2 separate regions of the Homo sapiens genome follow, and region 1 is linked to region 2. Evidence: read pairs that join two places in POLR2A ChIA-PET (ENCODE). Cell type or tissue: A673. All regions are shown on one strand. Region 1 overlaps ARAP1 (ArfGAP with RhoGAP domain, ankyrin repeat and PH domain 1). Region 2 has its middle 11 kb from the start of FAM168A.

Evidence for each region. ChIA-PET counts read pairs that join two places held together with the same protein. Peaks named below come from ENCODE experiments on the same cell type or tissue, not always from the same donor. Only the 100,000 strongest peaks of a DNase experiment are listed, where the experiment ranks them.
Region 1: POLR2A ChIA-PET joins it to region 2 with 5 read pairs; 2 of 35 experiments call an interaction of 5 or more read pairs at or near these places.

The regions. Positions count from the first base shown.
Region 1 is chr11:72,710,700-72,714,699 of GRCh38, reverse strand. It overlaps ARAP1 (ArfGAP with RhoGAP domain, ankyrin repeat and PH domain 1), which reads left to right. Exons shown (of 35, transcript NM_001040118.3): 4 at 379-548; 5 at 1,457-1,524; 6 at 2,132-2,262; 7 at 2,361-2,504; 8 at 3,201-3,270; 9 at 3,559-3,679. Among named protein-coding and RNA genes, the nearest start is that of ARAP1-AS2, 12 kb to the right of the region's middle. RefSeq lists enhancers at 317-896, 1,478-2,058. In A673, no CTCF peak of the experiment used is centred here; no DNase peak of the experiment used is centred here; H3K27ac peaks cover 822 bases.
Region 2 is chr11:73,607,170-73,611,169 of GRCh38, reverse strand. No RefSeq gene overlaps it. Among named protein-coding and RNA genes, the nearest start is that of FAM168A, 11 kb to the right of the region's middle. In A673, no CTCF peak of the experiment used is centred here; no DNase peak of the experiment used is centred here.

The DNA.
Region 1 (4,000 bases), 900 kb after region 2:
TCAATGCCTTCTTATCCTTAAAAGCTCAGGTCAAGCATCACCTTCTCCACGAATCCTTCCCTGACTCCCCATTCTGGTCTTTATCCCTCCTTCAGTGTGGAGACCCAGTAGATATATGTGACTAAAAGCTAGAGCACTGGGGATAGGTGAACACCTCATTCAGGCCAAAGAGGGTGCCTGCTTCCTTTAGGCTTCGGGGAACCAGGAGGGGTTTTGGTCTGGGAGATGAGTTGAGGAGGACTGTGTGCAGGAGGGCTCCTGTCTGTGTGAGTTTGTGTAGTGCCTGAGTTTTGCTGCAGTTCAGGTGAGCTGGGGGCTCAGTATGTTTCAGTCTTGGCTCTGTTGCTTAGTGATGCCCAACTTTTGTTGTGTTCCCAGCCTGCCCACTAAGGAGGAGGAGTCATTGCTGCCATCATTATCATCCCCTCCCCAGCCACAGTCTGAGGAGCCCCTGTCCACCCTCCCCCAGGGGCCTCCCCAGCCTCCCTCTCCACCTCCCTGCCCCCCGGAGATACCTCCAAAGCCGGTACGCCTGTTCCCAGAGTTCGGTGAGTGCTGCAGCCAGGAGATGGGGCTCTGGGTGGATGGCCTGGGATCCCTGGAATCAGGCCTCTGGAAGGTATGCAAGGATCACACTCCTTTCTGTGCAAGCCTGCCACCAGCCCACTGTGTGGCCCCGGGCAGGTCACAGCCTCCCTGAGCGCTATTCTCTTCATCCTCACAATGGAGACAGCACCCACCTCTCTGGCCTCCTGACCGTTAAGTGTGGGGCCATGGCCGGCTTTGCCAGTTACCCATGGTCTGATTTTCCATGGTGTTGGGTGGTTTGCTTTTCTTTTTTTTTTTTTTTTTTGAGATGGAGTCTCGCTCTGTCGCCCAGGCTGGAGTGCAGTGGTGCAATCTCCGCCCACTGCAAGCTCTGCCTCCTGGGTTCACGCCCTTCTCCTGCCTCAGCCTCCCGAGTAGCTGGGACTACAGGCGCCCGCCACCATACCTGGCTAATTTTTTGTATTTTTAGTAGAGACGGGGTTTCACCGTGTTAGCCAGGATGGTCTCGATCTCCTGAGTTCGTGATCTGCCCACCTCAGCCTCCCAAAGTGCTGGGATTACAGGCATGAGCCACCGCGCCTGGCCAGAGGTGGTTTGCTTTTCCTGGGGTTGGCCACATTTGTTGATTCTTGTTGCCTTTGACAGTCCTTACCCCAACCCCCAAGCTCACCACTGGCTCGGACCTCCTTGTGGTGTCCCAGCTTCTCCTCTGCCACCCTTTAGTACTGTCCTATGAGGCCTGGGGGTATAAATCGCACTTCCTGTCCCCTGTGCCTTTTTTTGAAAGCCAGGGGGAGGTGGGGATGGGGGTCTTGGCATGGGGGAGGCTTTGTGAAGCCCAGTGTGGTGCCCCAGGAGAGGAGGCCAGGCCCCTTGCCCTGAGGCCCCCCAACCCCTCTCTCACCAGATGACTCTGACTACGATGAGGTCCCAGAGGAGGGGCCGGGGGCCCCAGCCAGAGTGATGACCAAGAAGGTGGGGCCAGGCATGGGACTGTCTGCCTGTCAGGGTGTTGTGGGGGTGCCCAGCTGCCTGTCAGACCCTGAGGACTACCAGACAGAGAGTGGGCAGCCATTTCCCGGGAGGCTTCCCCTTCCCCCACCTCACTCTCTTGCCATACGGGGGTCAGGAGTCACGTGTAGCCACAGCGCTCTGGGCCAGGGGTCGGGGCTCTGGTGTGGCTCCCCCAGGCCCTGGCTGTATGTGGGTGGGCATGTGGCCTCCCCCCACCCTGTGTGTTAGGAACTCGTGTCCTGTCCCGGAGTGTCTGTCTCTGTTTCACTTCTTGTGTTCCCGTGTCTGTCTGTCTTGCATCCCTAGCCCGCAGTCTTTTTCTCTGTCCCTTTATCTTTCTGTTTTTGTCTGTGTCCTAGGTCGGTTTCTGCCACTGGCTCTCCTGTCCCTGTGATCTGGGTCTCTGTGTGGTCTCCGCTGGCAGGGGGAGGGGAGTGTGAGGAAACAGAACTAAAAGTGCTGGGCTGTGTGGGTCGGGGCTGTGTGGACAGAGGGGGCGTGGCAGCCCCGGGTGGGTGTGATCTGTGGCTTGAAGGGAAGGATGACGCTGAGTGGGTCTCGGGGGCAGGAGGAGCCCCCACCGAGCCGAGTCCCACGGGCCGTGCGCGTGGCCAGTCTGCTGAGCGAGGGAGAGGAACTGTCTGGGGACGACCAAGGGGATGAGGAAGAGGATGACCACGCCTATGAGGGCGTCCCCAAGTGAGTGTCCGGCCACCCTCCTTCCCACTGAGCCCAACCTCAGCCCGCCCCCTCCTTGCCTCCTCAGCCCGGCCCCCCATCCCCTCATCTCTCGCTAGTGGCGGATGGCATACCAGCAGCCTGAGCTTGTCCTTGCCCAGCACAATAGCTGCGCCACACCCCATGGACGGGCCGCCTGGGGGCTCCACCCCCGTCACACCAGTCATCAAGGCTGGCTGGCTGGACAAGAACCCACCGCAGGGGTGAGTGAGGCCTCTTGGGTCCTGCTGTGCTCTGCATGGGGGGGTGGGGGGCAGTGTCCAGGACCCCAGGACACTGGTATCACTCACTGATCTGAAAACCAGAAGGGCCTGCGATGATTTGCACAGGTCTCCCTCCAGGCACACTGTGACCACTGATGATTCCCTCCAGACCCATTTTATTGCCCTGAAAATTGGGAGATCGCTGGGCATAGTGGCTCACTCCTGTAATCTCTGCACTTGAGATACTGAGATGGGAGGTTTGCTTGAGGCCAGGAGTTTGAGACCACTCTGGGCAACATGGCGAGACCTCGTCTCTACAAATAAATTTAAAAACTAGCCAGGTGCAGTGGCTCATGCCTGTAGTTTTGGCTACTTGGGAGACTGAGGTGGGAGAAGCACTTGAGCCCAGGCATCTGAGGCTGTAGTGAGCTAGGCCTGTACTACTGCCTTCCAGCCTGTGTGGCAGAGTGAGACCCTGTCTCAAAAAAAAAAAAAAAAAAAGAGATGTGCTACTTTGAGTCTGACTTCAGTCACTCTTGCTGTAAAGTCCATCTTCTTGCCAGTGGCCATTTGGGATTCTTCCTCCCTAGAACCTGGCTGATCCTCACTCTGAGTGTGGCTTCTGAGGGCTGGGGTGGTCCTGGAACCTGTCCTCCTACCCCCGGTCATTTGCTTGTTGTCCCTCTCCCTCTCCAGATCTTACATCTATCAGAAACGATGGGTGAGACTGGATACTGATCACCTGCGATACTTTGACAGTAACAAGGTGAGGCCTGCATCAGTCCTGACGCGACCCCTGCTCCAGCCTAGGCTGGCCCCAACACTGGAGCGAGGTGGCGTCCCTCCCCAGAGGAGTCCTCGCCAGAGTTCTAAGTCTGACCCCTTAACCCATGTCCTCCTGGCCCTCTGCCTGCTGAGGGCTGCAGTCAGGGTCAGCACAGGGTCTTGTCTCTAACCAGCTGCAGGAGACAGGGCTGCAGACTTCATTTTGGCTGAGGCTGGGGGAGTCAGCGAGGTGCTGGGTCCCAAAATATAGTTCCTGTCTCTCCCCCAGGACGCTTACTCTAAGCGCTTTATCTCTGTGGCCTGCATCTCCCACGTGGCTGCCATCGGGGACCAGAAGTTTGAAGTGATCACAAACAACCGAACCTTTGCCTTCCGGGCAGAGAGTGATGGTGGGGAGTGTGGGGTGTTGTGTGTGTGTGTAGAAGAGGGTAGAGAAGACTGGAAGTTTGGGCAGAGGAGGGGGAAGAGAGTCATGGTGCATCTGCCCTCTCACATCACATCCGGGGAGGCATGCTGCCTTTGTGAGGTGGGCAGAGGAAGGGGGCACCCTCTGTGACCGGCTCTGTGCTTGGCACGGTCACTGACTCCTCAGAACCACACAATCAGCGGGAGCAGGCTTGGAGGGGTGAGGTCACTTGCCCAGCATCAGTGGCATAGCTGGGATTGGAGCCTGAGCTCGTTCAAGTCAGAGAAGTCAAGCAAAATGATGG
Region 2 (4,000 bases):
TGGTCAACCTGGCGAAATCCAGTCTCTACTGAAAATACAAAAATTAGCCAGGTGTGGTGGCCCATGCCTGTAGTCCCAGCTACTCAGGATGCTGAGGCACAAGAATTGCTTGAACCCAGGAGGTACAGGTTGCAGTGAGCTGAGATTGTGCTACTGCACTCCAGCCTGGGTGATGGGGCGAGACTCTGTCTCCACCCCCATCCCCACCCCCACCCCCACCCAAAAAAATAGAAGGCCAGGTGAGGTGGCTCACGCCTGTAATCCCAGCACTTTAAGAGACTGAGGTGGGTGGATCACCTGAGGTCAGGAGTTCAAGACCAGCCTGGCCAACATGGCAAAACCCCATCTCTACTAAAAATATAAAAATTAGCCAAGTGTGGTGGTGGGTGCCCGTAATCCCAGCTACTCGGGAGGCTGAGGCGGGAGAATCGCTTGAACCTGGGAGGCAGAGGTTGCAGTGAGCCGAGATTGCGCCACCGCACCACTGCACTCCAGCCTGGGCAACAGAGTGAAACTCTGTCTCAAAAAAAAAAAGAAAAAAAAAAAAGAAAAGAAAAAGGAAAAAGACCAGAAACAGAGTTTATCGAGAAAGAAATGCAAATAATCCTTAAGCTTATGAAAAGACGACCTGACGACCTACCTTGCTCATAATAAGAGAAACGCAAAGTAAAACTACACTGAGAAACAATTTCTCACTCTCAAAATTAGCAAAAATCCATCTATAGAATGCAATATGATGCAGCTGTAAAAAAAGAACAGAGAATGGACTCTCTCTACATATTTCTCTTTATTTCTTTTTTTTTTTTTTTTTGACACAGGGTCGCACTCTGTCGCCCAGGCTGGAGTGCAGTGGCGTGATCTCAGCTCACTCACTGCAAGCTCTGCCTCCCGGGTTCACGCCATTCTCTTGCCTCAGCCTCCCGAGTAGCTGGGACTACAGGCGCCCGCCACCATGCCCAGCTAATTTTTTGTATTTTTAGTAGAGACGGGGTTTCACCGTGTTAGCCAGGATGGTCTCCATCTCCTGACCTCGTGATCCGCCCACTTTGGCCTCCCAAAGTGCTGGGATTACAGGCGTGAGCCACCGCGTCCGGCCGAAAAAACAAGTTATTTCCCAACTTCATCCACTAAAAAGAAAAGCCCAGAAACAATGACTAACCAATAACAATAAGCACTTAGACCTAGACTGTAAGTGCCATTAAATAAACCAGGGCTTCTTGGTTTATCTCTGGGAGGCTTTCCTGCCTCAGCCCCGCTCTCTCTACTGTTTTGCTTACTTAGATTCTATATTCAGGGAAGGAAATGCAAAGTGAGCTTGGAAGGTCTTGCTGAACCAGGAATCAAGGAATCTGTCAAAGGCCATTGGGGGTTGTGTCAGGAGCCACATTGAAGAAGCTCCCGCTAAGCTTAGCTGGAGCCAAGAATACTAACTGCAGTGGATGAAAATACATTACACATATTTAAATCCAGGAATTCGTAATGATACTACAAAAACAAAAACTCATTGGTCACCTTTAGAGAATGCTATGAACTAATTGTTCAGAAAATCGGCAAATAAAGGAAAGTATCAAGCATTTATTGTAGTCTTTTCTGAATGAATTACATACTTCAGGGTAATTAAATAGTTGATGAAGAGAAGAAAAATTCCAGCTAGTAAAGGAAGAGGAGATGATAGAATTATAATGTCACCATTTTGAAACATTTAATAGATTACTGGATCTAGGAATCATCATCAGTGAACGATAACATCCTCAAGACAGAAACAGTTTCACATTATTTGCCTCTGATGAAAGTATACTACACCATATGGGGTATCTTTTCCCCATATTATACTTGAGAATAATCAAGTCTCTTTTTTTTTTTTTTGAGACGGAGTCTTGCTCTGTCGCCCAGGCTGGAGTGTAGTGGCGGGATCTCGGCTCACTGCAAGCTCCGCCTTCCAGGTTCACGCCATTCTCCTGCCTCAGCCTCCCGAGTAGCTGGGACTACAGGTGCCCGCCACTGCGCCTGGCTAATTTTTTGTATTTTTAGTAGAGACAGGGTTTCACCGTGGTCTCGATCTCCTGACCTCGTGATCCGCCCGCCTCTGCCTCCCAAAGTGCTGGGATTACAGGCGTGAGCCACCGCGATTACAGGTGTGAGCCACCGCGCCCGGCCTTAATCAAGTCTCTTGAACTAATTATCAATTTACAGCTAATACAGGATACAGAGGAACAGAGATTTTCAACACTCTGCAATGTTTTATATTTTTTTAATGAAGTACTCTTGCAAAACATTAGGAATTAATAGAACTTTTCTATCTATTGGATTTTATTTTATTTATTTTTTGGTTTTTGGTTTTTTTTTGAGACGGAGTCTTGTTCTGTTGCCCAGGCTGGAGTGCAGTGGCGCAATCTCGGCTCACTGCAACCTCTGCCTCCCAGGTTCAAGGGATTCTTGTGCCTCATCCTCCCGAGTAGCTGAGACTACAGGTGCGCACCATCACGCCCGGATAAGTTTAGTATTTTTTAGTAGAGATGGGGTTTTACCATGTTAGTCAGGTTGGTCTCGAACTCCTGGCCTCAAGTGATCTGCCTGCCTCAGCCTCCCAAAGTGCTGGGATTACACGCGTGAGCCACTGTGCCTGGCCTATCTATTGGATTTTATGAACAAGAACATAAAACAACACAGGTATTTGGACACAGCCTTGGCCTTTGTGGGGGCTCCAGCTTCCCAGCTTTTCCCTCTGGGAGGCTTTCCTGCCTCAGCCCCGCTCTCTGTACTGTTTTGCTTACTTAGAGTATATTCTCTGAGAAGTGCTAGGTTGTTCCATCCTGAGACAACTTCTCCTGATCTTGTCCACTCTGCTCTACTCCACCCTGACATCCTTAAGTGCCTCCTGCCAACATTTCTAGAGCTTACTTCCTTAATAAAAACCAAAACAATACAAATGTAAACAAAATAAAACAAAACACAAAATATTTGTGTCTTGTTTGTCTCTGTGCAGAGCTTTAGAGTTGATGAGAAATTTACATTGGACTCTCTTAAATGAGGTTATATGTCAGTCTCTGCATTTTTCAGAAAGGTGAAATGACTTATACCCAAGATCACATAGCTTGGTTTGGTGCAAGGACAGACTGGGAGGAGGATTGGAATTAAATTCTGTCTGGCTCTTTAGTCTCTGCCAACTCTATCCCACTACCTCTTCAATGTAACACCTGATTAAAAATCACTGTCACAGGCACAAACCCTCAATCTTTGTCATTCCTCCCCAGATACCCTGCTCTTGTCCAACTAATTGTGAGAGAGATTCTTTACCTGGAACCTATCTGAGAGTCCACAGAGAGAACTCAGGGGCTCCACAATCTTGGATGGGAAAGTTACATTTTTACATTCATTTATATTTACAGAAATTTAGTATTTCCTCCAATTCTGAATATACATAACAAACCACAGTCAAACTGCAGTGCCACAGTACTTGTGACTTTGTCACTAACAGAAATCACAGGTGTTTTCATATCACAATTGTTGCAGATATCTCAAAATATTATTTGTGCTCATCATTACAATAAACTTTTGGCAGTCAAACTTAAATTGGCAGTGAAATCTTGTTACTTATTTATTTTTTTGAGACAGGGTCTCACTCTGTTTTCAAGGCTGGAGTACAGTGGTGCGATCATAGCTTATTGTAGCCTTGACCTCTCAGGCTCAAGTGATCCTCCCTTCTGGGTAGCTGGGACCACAGGTGTGCCCCACCACACCTGGCTAATTTTTTTATTTTTATTTTTTGTAGAGACAGTGTTTTGCCACGTTGCCCAGGCTGGTCTCCAACTCCTAAACTCAAGCGATCCTTGCACCTTGGCCTCGCAAAGTGCTGGAACTACAGGTGTGAGCCACTGCCATTGTGGAGTTTACAGCAGCTGGAGGAGAATGTGCAGGTGGTAACACTGGGCTTGGCCTGGTGTTTCTTCTGGGTTCCTGCAGCCCCTCGCTCTCTTCTGCCACGGCGTTGATTACGCTG